Linked DNA regions of Homo sapiens: region 1 is linked to region 2. A link is a loop called in an ENCODE intact Hi-C map of the cell type or tissue named here. Cell type or tissue: PC-9. All regions are shown on one strand. Each heading gives the region's core, and the rest is flanking DNA. Links, peaks and the distances in the headings are about the cores only. Region 1 overlaps PITPNM2 (phosphatidylinositol transfer protein membrane associated 2). Region 2 overlaps MPHOSPH9 (M-phase phosphoprotein 9).

The links. Peaks named below come from ENCODE experiments on the same cell type or tissue, not always from the same donor. Only the 100,000 strongest peaks of a DNase experiment are listed, where the experiment ranks them.
Region 1: a loop joins it to region 2, with 7 times the contacts of the local background. A loop is called at or near these places in 12 of 110 quality-filtered maps.

What each region holds. Positions count from the first base shown.
Region 1 is chr12:123,098,871-123,107,962 of GRCh38, reverse strand. The region is part of intron 2 of PITPNM2 (phosphatidylinositol transfer protein membrane associated 2); the gene reads left to right. Among named protein-coding and RNA genes, the nearest start is that of PITPNM2-AS1, 22 kb to the right of the region's middle. RefSeq lists enhancers at 40-780, 619-828, 2,264-3,006, 3,007-3,747. In PC-9, for the core only: no CTCF peak of the experiment used is centred there; DNase peaks (open chromatin) are centred at 2,332 and 5,062; H3K27ac peaks cover 2,740 bases.
Region 2 is chr12:123,155,873-123,164,964 of GRCh38, reverse strand. It overlaps MPHOSPH9 (M-phase phosphoprotein 9), which reads left to right. Exons shown (of 24, transcript NM_022782.4): 19 at 875-1,015; 20 at 1,831-1,951; 21 at 2,747-2,850; 22 at 3,582-3,829; 23 at 4,116-4,184; 24 at 8,057-9,092. The coding sequence ends at 8,158. Among named protein-coding and RNA genes, the nearest start is that of PITPNM2, 9.3 kb to the right of the region's middle. In PC-9, for the core only: no CTCF peak of the experiment used is centred there; a DNase peak (open chromatin) is centred at 1,484; H3K27ac peaks cover 1,839 bases.

The DNA of each region.
Region 1 (9,092 bases), core at 943-8,942, 58 kb after region 2:
CCTCTCCTTCCTCCCTCTGTGCTGTCACGGCATACTGCTTGGACCTCAGAATTCTTGGCATCATTTTCCCTGAAATATTTCAGTAAGTGTCTGTGTCTGCTGTTGACCTGGGAACCTTGTAATGTGGGAGACTTGCCTTTGGGTGCCATCCTTTCCCCCCAGATCCTGGACTAGAGAGCTGGTACCACCTGCTTTTCCCAAAACCCTCCCCTAGAAAATGGCAGGCCCCATGTGAGGATGATTAGGGTTGCCCCCTCCATGCCTCTGCACCCTGCTTGGGAGTTTGTGGCATAGTGACCACCGGGCCCTGGTAGCGAGAGTCATGGGGTGGAGGGAGGCCACACTCCCTGGGGTTCGCTAAGAACGAGATCTTTCCTTCTCCTCTCTCCTCCACAAGGGACTGAGGAAGGAAAGGGCTCAAGGACCAGGGTTTATTTTTAGAAAAGCTCCTTGCTGTGGAGGAATCCAGAGCCCTTCCTTCCAGAAGGTGGGGGTGGCAGGTGGTGGGTGGGGTAGCTGGGGTTGTGTCTCCTACTGCCTGGCTGTCTTTCACAGTAGGGGTCTGCCTTAAAGAGGAGGGTCCCAGCCAAGGAGAATATTTGCCCTTAGCCCTCACAGTTGAAGATGTTTGCCATTCGGCATTGGTGAGCAGAGCTTCTGGCATTGCCATGAGCTTCAGTGTCCCTTGGGCAAGAGCTCAGCGGGGAGGGTCCTGGGCCCAGGCAGTGGCTTCCTTCCGGACTCCCCGTGGCTCAGGCAGGGAGGGGCACTTCCTGCCATTGTCTCTGTGACAGGCCTCAAAAGGTCACTGTCTCCTGAGGAGAAAGAGAGCTCATGACATGGGCAGGGCCTCAGACCACAGCAGCAATGACACAGACTTTCCAGGGCACGTCCCCACCTCCCCATGCTGTACCCCCATCCCCACCTCCAGCCCCTTGGATGAAGTCCCATCCCAGGTGAAGAAGGGACTTATCTCCATCCGTAGCAGCAGCAGAGCCCTACCTGCAGCGAGGGCCTTGCTTCCTAGTCCCTCCTCTCAGGCAGCCCTAGTCCCACATGGGAATGCAGGCCTGTCCGTCCCTGTGAGGTTTAGGTCTGTGATAAGTCTCGCATGTTAGAAGGCTGCCCAGAGAGCCCAGAGCATGGGGAGGTTATGGAGAGGAAGTAGAGGGCTGAGTGCCCTCATGCCCTGGAGCAAAGATGCTGCCCTGAAGTCCACAGAGAGCTCCTCCTCAGCTCCTTTGCTGTCCCCACAGAGCTTGGTAGAGATCTGGGCACAATCTGATGACCCATGTCATGCCCTGGCCAGTTCTGTCACCTGTGCCCCTCCTGACTGCTCCCATCTACATTTTGTTTATTGATATGGTTCTTTGACACACACCTGACGCTGCTCAGTACGCAGGGCTTTAGCCAGAAATTGCTGGCTCTTCTCAGTCTCCTCTTCTTCCTGTTCCCCGGAGCTCTGGGGACTGACCCCTGCATTTGCCTTGTTTGCTCTGATGCAGCATGTCTTCCTGAGAATGTACTTTCTTTTCTTCCTGTTTTTTTTTTTAAAGGAATTATTTACTTATTTTAGAGATGGAGTCTTGCTCTGCCACCCAGGCTGGAGTGCAGTGGTGTGATCATGGCTCACTGCAGCCTTGAATTCCTGGGCTTAAGCAGTCCTCCCACCTCAGCCTCCTGAGTAGCTGGGACTACAGGTGCACACCACCACACCTGGCCCAGAATGTATTTTACTTTCAACAAGGTGGCAGAAGCCTGCATTCCTCTGGCTTGTGTCGAATTGTGCTTCAGAAGGATGTCTTCTGGCTGCCGTGTTGAGAGCAGGCTATCTGGGGTGAAGAGAAGAAGCAGGGGGCCTGTGGCAAGACGATTGTTTCTGGGCGATGCTTTTGGTCACTTGTTGAGGTTTGCGCAGGCATACCATGCTTGCAGGGGGATGGGCATGGGTCTGTTTCACTTGTGCTCTTCAGGACAGGCAGGGCCAGGAAGGAAGCTGGCCTGGCCTACCTGAGGGCATGTGAGGCCGGGTGCCCTGCTGTCTTGGTCAGTGGTGGTCTGGGGCTGGGGGTTTCTCTACATCTCTGCCTGCAGGTTCTCAGCATGGGAAACTCTTTCTCACCACCTTTCTTTTCCTTCTTCCTCTCGTTTCTGCCTTCCCTTGGCTCTAGTACAGAGCCCCTGTCTTCGGTTCATTTCCAGTACTTCTCCATGGTGGGTATCCAGTGCACTCACATTGATGACCTCATCCCACCTGCAGGGAGGCAGCTGGAGGCATGACGGCTCAGCACTCCAGGTGCCTGGAGGCATTCCCGTATGCGCTGAGCCCTCATGCCTCCCGGTAACCAGGTGTCGTCAGCAGGAGCTTTCTGGATCTGTGTCCCCTGTGTCACTTCCTTTCTTTGTTTCTTCACACACTTCCTGAGATGTGAACCCTGCCTGGGACAATCGCTTTTGTTCCTGGAGACAGTGTACAGAGCTTGGAATTCTCTGAGGGGTTCCTGAGATGGCGCCATTCAAGCCAGGGGGTTGAATAGCTTGACTCTTCATTTCAGCAGCACGATTGACCCCTCAGTGGATCAGCAGCGATTCATTCCACACGTATTTAGTGAGTACCTACTATTCTAGGAGCTGGGCATAAAGACGTGATAAAATGTTAAAAACTTCTGGCCCTCCTGGGGCTTGTATTCTAGTGGGGGTAGACACTCGATAGAAAATAGTCAGTAAAACCTGTAAGCACATCAGATGGTGATCAGAGTTGCAGAAGCAGGGGAAAGGAAGGCCTCCCAAGTTGGGGACATTTAGGCGAAGACCTGAAGGAGGTGAGGAGTGAGCCAGGATGGTAGCTCAGGGAGAAAGGCCCTGAGGCAGGAGCTTGTCCAGGATGTTCAGGAAACTGGAGTGAGTGAATGAGGGGAAGAGAAGCAGGGGAGGAGGTCAGAGAATATTGAGGGCCCCGTTAGATCAGGGCTTTGCAGGCTGTATCAGGACTTTGGCCCTGACTCTGAGTGACCTGAAGCTTCGGAAATGTTTGAGCAGTAGAGGGTCAGGATCCGAATTGTGCTTTAAAAGGATGGTTTCTGGCTATGGTGATGAGAGCAGGCTGGATGGGAGGAAGGGAGGAAGCTGGGTGATTGTGGGGAAACAATTGCAATAGGGAGTTTCATGTGTGTCCGTGTGAAGAGACCACCAAACAGGCTTTGTGTGAGCAATAAAGCTTTTAATCACCTGGGTGCAGGCGGGCTGAATCAGAAAAGAGAGTCAGCGAAGGGAGATAGGGGTGGGGCTGTTTTATAAGATTTGGGTAGGTAAAGGAAAATTACAGTCAAAGGGGGTTTGTTCTCTGGCGGGCAGGAGTGGGGGTCGCAAGGTGCTCAGTGGGGGAGCTTTTTGAGCCAGGATGAGCCAGGAAAAGGACTTTCACAAGGTAATGTCATCACTTAAGGCAAGGACCGGCCATTTTCACTTCTTTTGTGGTGGAATGTCATCAGTTAAGGCAAGGACCGGCCATTTATACTTCTTTTGTGGTGGAATGTCATCAGTTAAGGCGGGGCAGGGCATATTCACTTCTTTTGTGATTCTTCAGTTACTTCAGGCCGTCTGGGCGTATAGGTGCAAGTCACAGGGGATGCGATGGCTTGGCTCGGGCTCAGAGGCCTGACAGGGAGAGGCAGCGGGTGTGTGGGGGCTGCGAGCCTGTTGGGCCCCAGATGTGTTCTAAAGGTAGAGCCAGGCCAGGCATGGTGGCCCACGCCTGTAATCCCAGCACTTTGGGAGGCCAACACGGGCAGATCACCTGAGGTCGGGAGTTCGAGACCAGGCTTCAGCCTGATTAACATGGAGATACCCTGTCTCTACTAAAAATACAAAGATTACCCAGATGTGGTGGTGCATGCCTGTAGTCCCAGCTACTTGGGAGGCTGAGGCAGGAGAATTGCTTGAACCCGGAGGTTCAACCCGGAGGCGGAGGTTGCGGTTAGCCAAGATCACGCCACTGCACTCCAGCCTGCGCAACAAGAGTGAAACTCCATCTCAAAATAAATAAATAAATAAATAAATAAATAAAATAACAAAATAAATAAAGGTAGAGCCTAGAGGAATTCTGAGGCATTGGGTGCCTCTTGCTTAAAAGAAGGTTCTTGTGGACTTGGAGAGATGCAAGAAGTCATCTAGGCCAACCTTTACACCTAACCCACTGGAAAACTGAGGCCTAAGAAAAGAAGTGACTTGTCCAAAGTCCCATGGCAAGCTGGCTAGTTGCAGAGCCAAAATTTGGGCTTCTGGAATGCAGGTCCAGTGTTTTTACAGCTGAAACAATGAATGGTCCCAGTGAGGTTGAGGGCCAAGGGAAGAAGGGCTGGCCCCAGGGTCCCAGAGCCAAGCCACAGGGTCCTGACAGCACCCACAGAGGCCAAGCCCAGCCTCCGCTGGCCAGCAGGAGCCTGAGACTTTGTGAGCTGAGGATTCTTGGCACTCTGGGCCTTCAGCAGCTCTCTCTGGACCAGCATTTTCACCTTAGCTGGGCTGCAGTCTTGACGATGTCAGGCCTTGGGCAGATCAAAGTCAGTGCTCCTGTGCATTATTCACTTGGCTCATGCTGAGCCTCCATGGAGTGTCAGGCCCGAACAAATAAGAGAGTCTTGCTGTCAAGGAGCTAACAGTTCAAGGGAGACAGACGAGCAAACCCAGGGAGCCTGTATCATCAGGGTCATAGGTTCATGTTAGAGGCATATGCAGGGAAATGGCCAAGATCAGGGATCATCACTGTAAGGACAGTCACTAAAACAACTTCTCCTGCCACCAGATGCCCCAGGGAACACAAACCAGAGGCCTTGTGTCTACCAAGGTGGTTTGTTTAAACCCATGATTCAGTTAGCCTGGTGTGGTGGTATGTACCTGTAGTCCCAGCTACTCAGGAGGCTGAGGTGGGAGGATTGCTTTAGGCCAGGAGGTCAAGGCTGCAGTGAGCTATGATTACACCATTGCACTCCAGCCTGGGCGACTGAGTGAGACCTGTCTCTAAATAAACAAATTCATGATTCAGTCCCTTGGAATACAACGGGCAAGGAAGGTTGGTGGGGGCTGAGATCTGACAGCCCTACAGGTAACTGTGTCACCAAGAACAGGTTTCCCTTAAACCTCCAGGACCCATACACTTAGGTTGATCACTGTGGGGTGTCCTCTCATTGCATCGAGTGACTTCCATGTGCTTCTCTGTGAAGAAAGCTGGTATTTTTCTTTTTTAGTGTGCAAGGCTGCTCTAATGACAAGCTTTAAGGTTTCCTGTGGCTAGTGGGATTCAGAATGAGACCTGTGAAGTTCCCAGCTCAGCATGGGAAGAATCAGTTGTCGTCTTTACACTCCTCAGTATGAGGGCTGCCTGTGGGGGATGGGAGGAAAAGATGTTGCTTTTGCTGTCTTGGGAGGAGCTGAATCTATAGGCCAAAGGGGAGGGAAATCCAGTTTGCTTTTTCTTTCAGTTTTTTAACTTCATCGTCCCCATCACAGTAAATGTATTGTTGAGGAATGACAACTTGGAAATTACTTCCATTGATTGGTGTATGGGCTGCCCCAGGAGACCATTCTCAACTGCCCTTTGCTCTGGTGGGCATGTCCTTGCAGAAGGCCACTTCTTAGTGTTTTCTTCTGAGGCTGGACGAGGATGCGGAGACAGTAAGGAAGCTGGAGGCAAGCTCTCTGCCCTTAAGTAGCTCAGGGCAGCATCTTCCCCCACAGCACATGTTGTTCAGCACTTTCCTTCCTCTCCCCAGCCTTCTCCCTCCTGCTCTGGGATGCAGCACTCTAACACACCTTGCTGGGGACTTCCTTGCATTTCTGTGGCAATTCTCAGGTGTAGGCAGAGTTCTGTGACAACTGAGGTTGAGTGCTGTGTCTAGGTTGTGCCTACAAATTAGTGGTGGGCACTATTATTTTTAAGAATTTGTTTTTTAGAGACAAGATCACTCTGTCACCCAGGCTGGAGTACGGTGGTACAATCTTAGCTCACTGCAGTCTCGAACTTGCATGTCACAGACGCACACCACACCCAGCTAATTTTTTAATTTTATGTAGAGATGGGATCTCGCTATGTTGCCTGGGCTGGTCTCAAACTCCTTTCCTCAAGTGATCCTCCCATCTTGGCCTCTCAAAGTGCTGGAATTACAGGCATGAGCCACCATGCCGGACTGGTGGTGGGTTTTAGAACTCACTCCACCACCCCCAAGAAAAGGGAACTTGATGGTTTGTCCCCATGGAGCTTGCACTACAGCTTTCTAGGGGGCTGGTTCCCAGATGGGAGGAGTGGCCTTAAGTAGGCCACTTAACACATGACGAACATTTACTAAGTACCGTCTGTGTGCCTGAGCTGCACTATGTGCTGGACGTAAAAATAAATAAGGTTTGTGCTTTGAGGGGCTTGGGAAGGAGAACCATTTCTTCATTATCCCTCCAGTGCCTGAAATTTTACTATTGGTCCCTTATTCCTTTTAGTCAAGCATTGCCGTCTTTCTAGTTTTCATTCAAATGATAAATACTCTTGGGAAACATGTTGCATTCACTCTTTGATACTTCGCTGTGGATATGTTTATTAATAGAAACAAGAAGCAGGGCAAGTTGATGACAGTGAGAGAGGAGTGGGGAGGTGGCATCTCGGCAGGAGGGACCTTGTCCTGCATCACAGGTTGGCCCAGGGTCAGCCCATGCTATGTCCCACTGCAAGGGGATATTTGAGGTCATAAGTGTGTGTTTTTGAAGCATTAAAGCATCTCCCCAAAATGGCCTAGGTTTGAAAAAACTTTGACCAAAGGAAAGAAAACAAATAAGAAAACCAGTACAGAGTGCCTGTGCACTGTGTCAGGCACTTATTAGGTGCTCAATAAAGAATGTTCCTTCCCTAAAACAAATAGGAGTGGCTCCTGGCACTTGCAGCTGCCTGGGAAAGGTGGCCATGCACCTGGCTGGCAGAGCTCTCTGATCAATGTCAGTGTGGGGTATGTGTGGGGAATGGGGCACGTGGAATGATCAGTTCCTTCGTATGTGAAGTCAGGAAAGGCTTCTGGAACCAGGGAGTTATAGACGTTATATGGAGTTATAGAAACACAGTGGAAGGGGTGGCGTTAGATACTGTTCCTGCCTCAGGTGAGTCTGACTGGGTCTCAGTCTTTTCTCATAGAGAAGAAGAATGGCTAATGCCTTTTCCGGACATTTCATATGAATGGAGTCATAAGATGATATGGTCTTTTGCGTCTGTGTCTGGCTTCTTTCACTCAGCATCATGTTTTCATGGTTCATCCGTGCTGTACCATATGTCAGTGCTGCATGATTTTTTTTTTTTTTTGGAGACGGAGTCTTGCTCTGTTGCCCAGCCTGGAGTGCAGTGGTGCAATCTCAGCTCACTACAACTTCCGCCTACCAGGCTCAAGTGATTCTGCTGCCTTAGCCTCCTGAGTAGCTGGGATTATAGACGTCCACTACCACGTCCAATTAATTTTTGTATTTTTAGTAGAGACGGGGTTTCACCATGTTGGTCAGGCTGGTCTCGATCTCCTGACCTCAGGTGATCCACCCGCCTTGGCCTCCCAAAGTGCTGGGATTACAGGCATGAGCCACCATGCCCAGCTTGTGTACAAGTTTTTATTGAACATGTTTCATTTCTCTTGTGCACATGCCTACAAGTGGAATTGCTGGGTCATATGGTAACTCTGTGTTCAGCATATTTGAGGAATTGCCAGACTGTTTTCCAGAGAGGCTGCAGCATTTTACGTTGCACATTGTTTTATCTGCATGGAGAATTGTATAGTGTGGTTAATGCAGGTTCCAGAACCTAACTGCCTGGGACACCTTGGGCAAGTCCCCTCAACTCACTGCACCTCAGTTTCTTCTTCTGTGAAATGCAGACCTTATTAGTCCTTACTGCATATGGTCATGTGGAAGAAAGGAGTAGGTGTCTGCGGAGTAGGCTGTGCGCGTGTCACCTGCAATTCTTACTTCCCCCGGGCATGGATGCCTGCACACCTGGGTGCTCTGTTAGTGGTGTTTTCTGTGGATGTAGAGCTGTCCTTACAGGGCACTGCCTCTTTCAGTGCTTTCTAGTCTTCTGATTGCCCCTGGGAATAGGCCTCCCAGGCTGTCAGTGCCTGGCACATCTGTGCATCTCTCTCCTCAGCTGGAGGGGCTTCCTAAGGATAGTGCGCCAGCTGTGGGATCTGAGAGGCTGTAGGTGGGACTTGGAACAGTGCCAGCATGGATAGGCATCTGAACCCAGGCACACAGTGGGACCTGGAGCCAGGCATCCAGGAGCCAGGAGCTGTTTGGGTCATTAAAAAAACAGTAGCACAGAGAAGGTTAACCCAGCCCTTAGCTACATGCCTAGTTTTCCTCTGCACTGGGCTCCTGCTCTATGATCGGCCATGTGGAAGGAGATGATGTTCAGACCAGGAGCTTGTGGGAAGTCTGCCAGTGCTGCAGGTAGGGCCCAGAGCCCCCAGGGCTTCGTCAGCCCACAGGCACAAAGGTGGGCCTCCTCCCTCTCTGTAGAGGAGTATCCCACTTGTCCCGCCAGTCAAGCCCTGGCAGAACAGTAGCTTCCCAATCTTGCTGTGCTGGGTGTTCTCCGAGGAACATAGGGAGGCAGATTCAGAGAGCCAGACTTGCCTTTGCCCTCATCTCCAAAGGGAGTCCTGGTATGAGGTTTCATTCTTTAAAAAAAAAGATATATATTTTTTTTTTCAGCAAAATCGACAGTTCTGGGTGAGCGTGAAGGAGGGAATCAGTTGCCTCCCTTATCTGGCAGGTGCTTGCTGTGCCCACTGAATCAGAGATCCAGTGAGGAAGGGGAACTCAGCCCCTGGGATGGGGGTATAGACACATGTTAGAATGCATAGCACATGCACAGAAGGGAGGCACAGAGTGCAGCTAGAGCAGAGAGAAGGCAGCAGCTGACATCTGATGGAGAAGATTTCATACAAGAGGGAGCATTTCAAATGGGCTTTGAAGGATATGGAGGAGTTTATCAGGAGTAAAGGGGGAAAGGCAGACGGACCAGAATGAGCCTTCAGTACTCAAAGTGCATGGTATCTTTGGGGAGTGCTGAG
Region 2 (9,092 bases), core at 287-8,286:
TAATCTCAGCTCACTGCAAACTCCATCTCCAGGGTTCAAGCTATCATCCTGCCTCAGCCTCTCAAGTACCTAGAATTACAGGTGCCCTCCAGCACCCCCGGCTAATTTTAATATTTTTAACAGAGACGGAGTTTCACCATGTTGGCCAGGTTGGTCTCGAACTCCTGGCTTCAAGTGGTCCACCCGCCTTGTCCTCCACAACACAACACAAAGTGTAAACACAAAGTGTTGTGATTACAGGCGTGAACCACTGCTCCTGGCCTTACATGGCATTCCTAAGGATATTTGAAAAATTCCTGTCAGTCCATCTTACTTGCACACATCAGAAGGCTGTGATAGGCATTTGGTATTCATGAAGTGAGATATAACATTTCCTCTTCTTTCTTGGTTACTGAGCATCTGTAGATAAGGCAAGTAGTGTCTTTAATACTGTGTTTTTTCACAGGTCCAGGTCACCAATACATTTCTCTCCTTTTCCACTATGCTTGCTTTCTCAGACCCCTTAGTCATCCTGCCAGCGTCTTTGCGGTTACATCTCCCAAGCAGTGTCTCTTAGTAAATAAATTAGTAACCTGCTTTCTAAAAATAACCCTCTTGAAAATCACCTTGAATGCCGATTGTAAACAGGGAGCCAGAATGAATTCATTATAAACTCCCATATTTTTCTTCATCAAGCATTTTTTATCATTATAATGTGGTGCATTTGCAAATAGTCACTATAACCTAGCTGGTGAGAATAAATGCTTTGAGCAGAACCTAAGCTGTGGGGCTTGGTGTGTAACCATGTGTAACCACCTGTTAATAAAGGTGGATAACTGAAGCGTAGGCTTGTTTTGATTTGTTTTTTGTTTTGCTTTTTTTTGGTCTGCTGTAGTAAATCCTCGGCAAACTGAAACTTCAGTTAATGCAAGTCGTTCTCCAGAAAAGTGTGCCCAACAGAGACAAAAGAGACTTAATTCGGCCTCACAGAGATCATCATCTTTACCACCTTCAAATCGTAAATCAAGTACTCCAAGTAAGAGTTAGATGTGTACATCTCTTGGGTTCAAAAGCGTGATCTCTGAGTCAAATCTATTTGTGCCCGCTGCTTGCCTGTTTCTGGTTTCTCTTGTATCCTCAGCACCTAGTAGAGTACTCTGAGCAGAGGACCCCTAAATAAGATCTTGTTCATAAATAAAATTGTCTGATCACATAGATACTACAAATGTAAATGAAGAAATCTGTTTATTAAAGTGAGATTTTTTATTGTGTCCAGTAAATTGTTTACAACTAATACTAATAATTTATTGTGTCCACTAAATTGTTTGCAACTAATACTTAAAAATGCCAGCTATCCAAACATTAATTCAATCAAATTAATCCAAGCTAGTCTCAAATATACTTCTTATGTATTTGATCTCAAGTACTTAGCATTAGTCACCATTTTTCTTTAGCCAATAACAGGTTGGTTTTAAAGTTGAAGCATTGAATTCCTGTCCTGAATTTCCGTTTTCACACCAGCTGAGGAGATTCTTATTATTGTGTTATAGGAATGTTCAGTAGTGTACTGCTGTTTCCATCTTATTTCCAGTCGACTTCTAAAATCCTGAAAAACCAGTTTTGAGTCAGAGTGCTGAAAGTACTGTCTGATATACTACAGTGTTACAGTGGTTACCTCTAGGTGTTAGGATTATGAGTGATTTTATTTTTTTGTACACTCTTATTTCTCTCTCAAAGTTTTACGTTGAAATTATATTCCTTTCAAAATTAGAAAAAAAATACTGAATAAGAAACTGTTATGCTGATACATATAGAAGGAAAAGAATATTTCCTCTTCATTTTCTTCTATAGCAAAAAGAGAGATTATGCTAACACCAGTGACTGTGGCTTATAGTCCAAAGCGATCCCCTAAAGAAAACTTGTCCCCAGGATTTAGTCATCTGCTTAGCAAAAATGAGAGCAGTCCAATTCGGTAAGTTCTCTAAAATTGTAGAATAAAGTTTACTATATTAGTGATTTTTTTCTAAATGTTGACTTATGTCTCTAGCTATCACTAATTTTTCAGTTACCAGTGGGAACTCTGTGAATTTCATTTAAATCATAAGTGAATGTCATACTACAACTAAAGTACTGCAGTACAATGAACACAGTTTTTAACTATGTAAACTTGCTACTACTAGATTTTAAATTATCACCTCAGCACCCCTGTCAGCTTTTGTATGTAGAATGATAGTTCTTTGTTTTCCTGAAAAGGTTTATGATACGGGAAAACTTTTGGGCCATTTGTACAGGAAAGTGGGCTTTACTGGTATGGCCCTGGCACCAAATGCATGTTTACCTGTGCTGCTGAGAATCTGTCCCCTCCGAAGTGTGGGCAGCTGTGTGTGCTATTAGCGGGGAGGGATGTTGCTTCTTGGTTCCAGACCCAACTCTGTCAGGCTCTTGCGGAGATGAGTTAAGCACATTGAACCTCAGTTTCCTCTTCTATAAAACGGGGATAATAATAACTACCCTGCTTATTTCATAAGGTTTTTATAAATATCAAATGAGATAATGTATGGGTAAGTGTTTTAAGTCTTTAGTTTGTAAATACAATTTTGTTAGAAAATAGAAATAAATTTCAGTTTTAGACAATTACATAACCAGCTTTCTTTTAAGAAAATACATAAATATGTGAGTTAGCTGGATGCCAGCTCATCTTTGTAGTGGAGATAGGGAAAATCAGTTAACATTTTTTTTCTCACAAGTAACTTGCTTCATTCAATAGATTTGATATACTTTTGGATGATTTAGATACTGTTCCTGTGTCTACATTACAACGTACCAATCCAAGAAAGCAACTCCAGTTTCTTCCTCTAGATGACTCGGAAGGTATCTTTTCCTAAAAAATATTAGTTATGGTTTTAATCATTCATTTTTTGAGATTCTGGTATCTCTCAGTGTTCTAAATATTATAATATCTTGCACTTAAATATTTTCCCACTCAAGGGCGTCTGAAACTAAGCACTCATGATGCTACGTGTTGTTATGTCAATGTTGTTATCCTCATTGAAAAGTTGGGAAACTGAGGTACAGGGAATGTTGATGTTTAATTACCAGGGCCACACTGCTCAGTTATTCTCTTTACTTTTATTCTCTATATGCAGCTTAGGCTTTGGGTAACTTTTTTTTTCTCATTTATATTCTAAATTTGGAATAAAGCTATAAGACAATGTATGTGAAATCACTTGGGTAGGCCCTCAAAACATTAACTGTTTAGTGTTGGTGTATGTCCACTAAATGTGATGTATTATTTAGTTTTTAAGCTTTTTTTTTTTTTTTTGCTTTAAGTTTACTTAAAGTTCATTTATGTTTACATGAAGTTTGCTTAAGTTCATTAAGGGAAGTTGCAAAGATTGTCAAACAGAGGGCAAAGCTTTCAGAATTCTTTGGAGAAAAAAGCACTGAGTAAATAAGATTGATTATTGTATCTCTTTTCATTACTTTTTTGGGCCACATAGCAGCTATATCCAGAAAGTGAAATTGGGCAACATATTTAATATATATGCAACCTACACGAAAAATTGATAAGAAATATAAGCAATTTCTCTCCTCTCTGACAGAAAAAACTTATTCTGAGAAAGCCACCGATAACCATGTTAATCATAGCTCTTGCCCTGAACCGGTGCCAAATGGAGTGAAGAAAGTATCTGTGAGAACAGCCTGGGAGAAGAATAAATCAGTTAGCTACGAACAGTGTAAGCCGGTTTCAGTCACTCCACAGGGGAATGATTTTGAATATACAGCAAAAATTCGGACCCTAGCTGAAACAGAACGATTTTTTGATGAACTTACAAAAGAAAAGGACCAGGTAAAAACAAACAAATATTTTTAAAAATTGTTTTCTGAACTTAATGCTTATGTCTAAGGAGAAGGGAATTATTGAGTCAAACCTGTCTCAGGAAATTACAATGGGATAACATACCAGAGCTGTGCTAGCAACGGATTTGAGCCATGTGGTCGTTACTAATTGACAGAGGGAAATTAAGTTGAGATGAAATGGACAAGGAAATACTAAGCCAAAACCTTTTCTTTCCATTCTGTGTGATAAACCTCCCTGCCAGTAATTTAAACATATTTTTTTCGTGTGTTAACAGATTGAGGCAGCACTAAGCAGGATGCCTTCTCCTGGAGGACGAATCACTTTACAGACAAGATTAAATCAGGTGAAATGTCTTAGCTTGAATCTGCTTTAGAGGCTTGATGCCAGTCAGTGTTCCAGTTATCTAAGAGGGGTTTAAAAAATCATGGCACAGTGAAAATTAGACACACTGAAGCAGCAGTCAAAACTTTTAGCTTTTACGGGAAGTGTTTGATTATAGCAATTTTATAACTGCAAGCTAGCTTTCAGGAATAAAAATTGATTTTACCTTTAGACTTAGAGAAGAAGGTGTTCATGCCCTTGTATTTTCAAGAAACTAACTTGAGAGCAAATGGCAATATGCTTTTCAACAGATTTTACACTAAGTTAGTGCTCACAGATTGCCTCTCTTTTTGTTTGATTTCTCCCTCCTCAAATCTGTAATTTATTTCTGAACTCCTTTCCATTAGCAAGCAGATAAAATGGTTACACTTTGGAAACTGAATAGCTGTAGAGGTTCAAAAAGTGAGCCGTAGGCCGGGCGCAGGGGCTCACGCCTATAATCCCAGCACTTTGGGAGGCTGAGGCTGGTGTATCACCTGAGGTCAGGAGTTCCAGCCACTGTGCCCAGCCCCCAACTTCTTTTTTTCTGACTTTGTCTTTTTGTTCTGATAAATATTAGTCAATAATTTATAGGCTGGGCGTGGTGGCTCATGCCGGTAATCCCAGCACTTTGGGAGGCTGATGCAGGCGGGTCACCTGAGGTCAGGAGTTCGAGACCAGCCTGGCCCACATGGTGAAACCCCGTCTCTACTAAAGTACAAAAATTAGCCGGGCATGGTGTGGGGGTGGGCGCCTGTAATTCCAGCTACTCGGGAGGCTGAGGCAGGAGAATTGCTCGAACCTGGAAGGTGGAGGTTGCAGTGAGCCAAGATGGTGCCACTGCACTCCAGCCTGGGTAATAGAGCAAGACTCAGTCTTAAAAAAAAAAAAAAATAAACTTTCAATTGAACTTTTCATGTTATGAAATATCTTTCTATAACATCCTTTTAAATTAACGTACAATATTCCATCAGCAGTAACGTATTTAACCAAGAATGTTTTAGTAGAAATTTGGGTTGCTTCTAATTTTGGATATCATAAATAAGGCTGCAATAAAGTTCTTAAACATATCTCTTTGCACGTGTAAGTATTGCCTTAGGAGTCATTCCCAGAAATAAAAATGCTAGGTCCAAAGAAATGCAAATTTCTAAGGATTTGGATATATGTCAAGTTGTAACCCAGGATGTTTGAGACAATTTCTACTCCTACCTGCCGTGTATGAAGATAAGCTCTTCCCCATCCTGAAACCTGTATGTTTGGGAAAACAACAACAACAAAAAAAACAAAAAAAAACCTGCCATGGCCAGGCGCAATGGCTTATGCCTGTAATCCCAGCACTTTGGGAGGCCGAGGTGGGCGGATCACGAGGTCAGGAGTTCAAGACCAGCCTGGCCAACATGGCAAAACCCCATCTCTACTAAAAATACAAAAAATTAGCCAGGCGTGGTAGTGCACGCCTGCAGTCCTAGCTACTCGGGAGGCTGAGGCATGAGAATCGCTTGAACCTGGGTGGTGGAGGTTGCATTGAGCTGAGATCGTGCCACTGCACTCGGCCTGGGTGACAGAGCAAGACTCCGTCTCTGAAAAAGAATAATAAAAAAAAATACCTGCCAATGTGATCATTTTTTAAAAGGTGTGGGGTTGTCTTGGCTAATCTTTTATTTATCTAGTTTGGAGACGGAGTCTCGCTGTGTCACCAGGCTGGAGCGCAGTGACGCAATCTCGGCTCACTGCAGCCTCCAACTCCCTGGTTCAACTGATTCTCCTGCCTCAGCCTCCTGAGTAGCTGGGATTACAGGCACATGGGCCCGGCCTAATTCAAAGATATTTTGAGGCCGAGAACAGTGGCTCATGCCTGTAATCTCAGCACTTTGGGAGGCCAAGGTGGGCAGATCACTTGAGGTCAGGAGTTTGAGGCCGGCCTGGCCGATGTGGTGAAACCCTGTCTCTACTAAAAATACAAAAAAATTAGCCGGTTGTGGTGGTGTGCCTGCAATCTCAGCTACTTGGAGGCTGAGGCAGGAGGTTCACTTGAACCCAAGAGTTGGAGGTTGCAGTGAGCTGAGATTGCACCACTGCACTCCAGTCAGGGCAACAGAGTGAGACTGTGTCTCAAAAAAAAAAAAATTGAGATAGAGTTTGATTCTCTTCTTAGGTTTCTCTTTTAATTTTTTTGAGACAGGGTCTCATTCTGTCACTCAGGCTGGAGTGCATTGGCACAATCATAGCTCACTGTAGTCTTGACCTCTGAGGCCTCAGCCCCTTGAGTAAGCTAGGACTACAGGCATGCACCACCACACCTGGCTAATTTTTAAAATTTTTTTGTAGAGGCAGGGCCTTGCAGTGTTGCCCAGGGTGGTCTCGAACTCCTGGCCACAAGTGATTCTCCCACCTTGGTCTCCCAAAGTGCTGGGATTACAGGTGTAAGCCATCATGCTTGGCCTTATTTTTCTTTTAAAAATGATACACGGCTGGGTGCAGTGGTTCACGCCTGTAATCCCAGCACTTTGGGAGGCTGAGGTGGGCAGATCAGATCACCTGCAGTCAGGAGTTCAAGACCAGCTTGGCCAATATGGCGAAACCCTGTCTCTACTAAAAATATGAAAATGAGCCGGGCATGGTGGTGGGCACCTGTAATCCCAGCTACTTTTGAGGCTGAGGGAGGAGAATCGCTTGAACCTGGGAGGCAGAGGTTGCAGTGAGCTGAGATTGTGCCACTGCACTCCAGTCTGGGCAACAGAGCGAGACTCCGTCTCCCCCAACCAAAAAAAAAAAAATAAAATAAAAGTGGTATGCATATATATGTATGCAGAAAAAACAGGAAAGAGGAACAGTTTTTTTTTCTTTTTTGCTTATTTGTCTTCTAAATTTTCTATATTCTAAGTGTTCTATAATCCTTTTATAATTAAAGAAAAAAATTTTAAGTTTTATTTCAGGACACCATTGGAATTAATACTGAATAAATTAACTAAAATGAGGCTGGGTATAGTGGCTTATGCCTATAATCCCAGCACTTTGGGAGGCCGAGGTGGGTGGATCACTTGAGGCCAGGAGTTCGAGACCAGCCTGGGTGACATAGTGAGATCTTGTCTCTGCAAAAAAAAAAATGTTTAAAATCAGCCAGGTGTGGTGGTGCCTGCCTGTAGTTTCAGATACTCGAGAGGCTAAGGTGGAAGGATTGCTTGAGTCCAGGAGTTTGAGGCTGCAGTAAGCTATGATCATGCCATTGCAGTTCAGCTTTGGGTGACAGAGCAAGACCCTGTCTCAACAAAAACACAGAAGTATGTATAATGATATATAGTCCAGGTATTATTTAACAGTAATATTGTTTATTTTAAAATAGCAATTGTTAATTCATTGTGAAATCTATTTTTTTTTTTAAGAAAAGTATCCTTCAGTGTTTTTTTTTTTTCCTTTTTAACTTAGAAATTTTGGTGAGAAGAAAGTTATTTGATCTATGTATGTGTGGGATGCAGCACTGATCAAATGTGTCCATTTCTTCTGGTGAAATGTGTGAAGCACCTCCTAGGCTCCTCTTGTACTGTTCTCACTTCAGCAGAGCCAAAGAATTATCCTCTTCCAGTTGGTTGTATTGCTATTACTAGAATTTCCATATACTCAATGTGTCAAACATATTGAGAATATTTTAAAGTACAGCAGTTATTTGGAATAGTTGAAAAGCTAATTCATATTGTCCAGTTTAAAAGAAATCATAAGATGTTTCGTGTAGAAAGCAAAATAATTGTAATTTTAGTGTTTATACTTGCTCTTTTGCTAAAAGAAAGGTCAGTTTGGTGGTGATTATAGAACTTGGTATAGAATTCTAATTAAACTTTTCCCATTGTTTTCACCTAGGAAGCCTTGGAAGATCGTTTGGAAAGGATTAATCGAGAACTGGGTTCAGTTCGCATGACGCTAAAGAAATTCCATGTTTTGCGCACCTCTGCAAATCTTTGAGATTTGTAGCCATTAAATTTTGAGACATTTTTGTTTGCACTAATGTATAATTATGCAGTCAGAAAAGGCAAACTATTTTGTACTGTTTATAAGCCTTCAAACAGTAGTTTTACAATCATGCTATTCTTACACTTGCTATTTTATACTTCAAATGGCCACATATTTTCAAGATATTTTTGTTATGCTCAGGAATCTCTTGTATATTTTACTATTTAAAAAGCATTATTTTTAAATAGTATCTGTCTCCAATTTATATCAAGAATAAGGAAATATAAACAGAGGAAGCAGCTTGTTTCTAAACAAATAGTGTTATCCTTTTACAATTAACTGCACATCAATTTTATAGACTTGTTCTACATTGTAAATACAATTCAGTTTTTAAAAAATAAAGCTTAATAGCTTCCATAATGATAGACTAGTACATGCTGAATACATAAACAATTACAGTGTACCTTGGATTTCAGTTGTGTTGAGGTTTTTAAAAAATGATAATGCAATTCGTATTTGAAACGTGTCTTAGAGTGAATATCAGAATAGTAATAATGGACTCTTGGAAAGCTTTGAAAACTACATGAATATAACTCATTTTCTTTAAACTTTATTGTCTGTAAGAGAAAAAAGAGAGATTGTAATTCTCTAATTTTATCTTTTCTAAAAAAGTTAAACAATTGGAGAGCCCTCTCTGGAGGGCTCTCAGAGTAGCTCTCTGCCCATTGTTCTGAATTAACTTGTGTCCCACCCTGGACAATAAATGGACAGATAAACCCTTTGAAATACAAGCCACCACCCCGTGAGGGATTAAGAGGGCAGCCTGGTTTTCTTAGTGTGCATGGCTTCAGCTGTCCGTCATAGTTGTCATCTGGATATGTTCACCCCTTTCCACTCCTTCACCCTGGCCAAAAGGAAAATATTTCCACTGTAGGTGCTGTAAGAA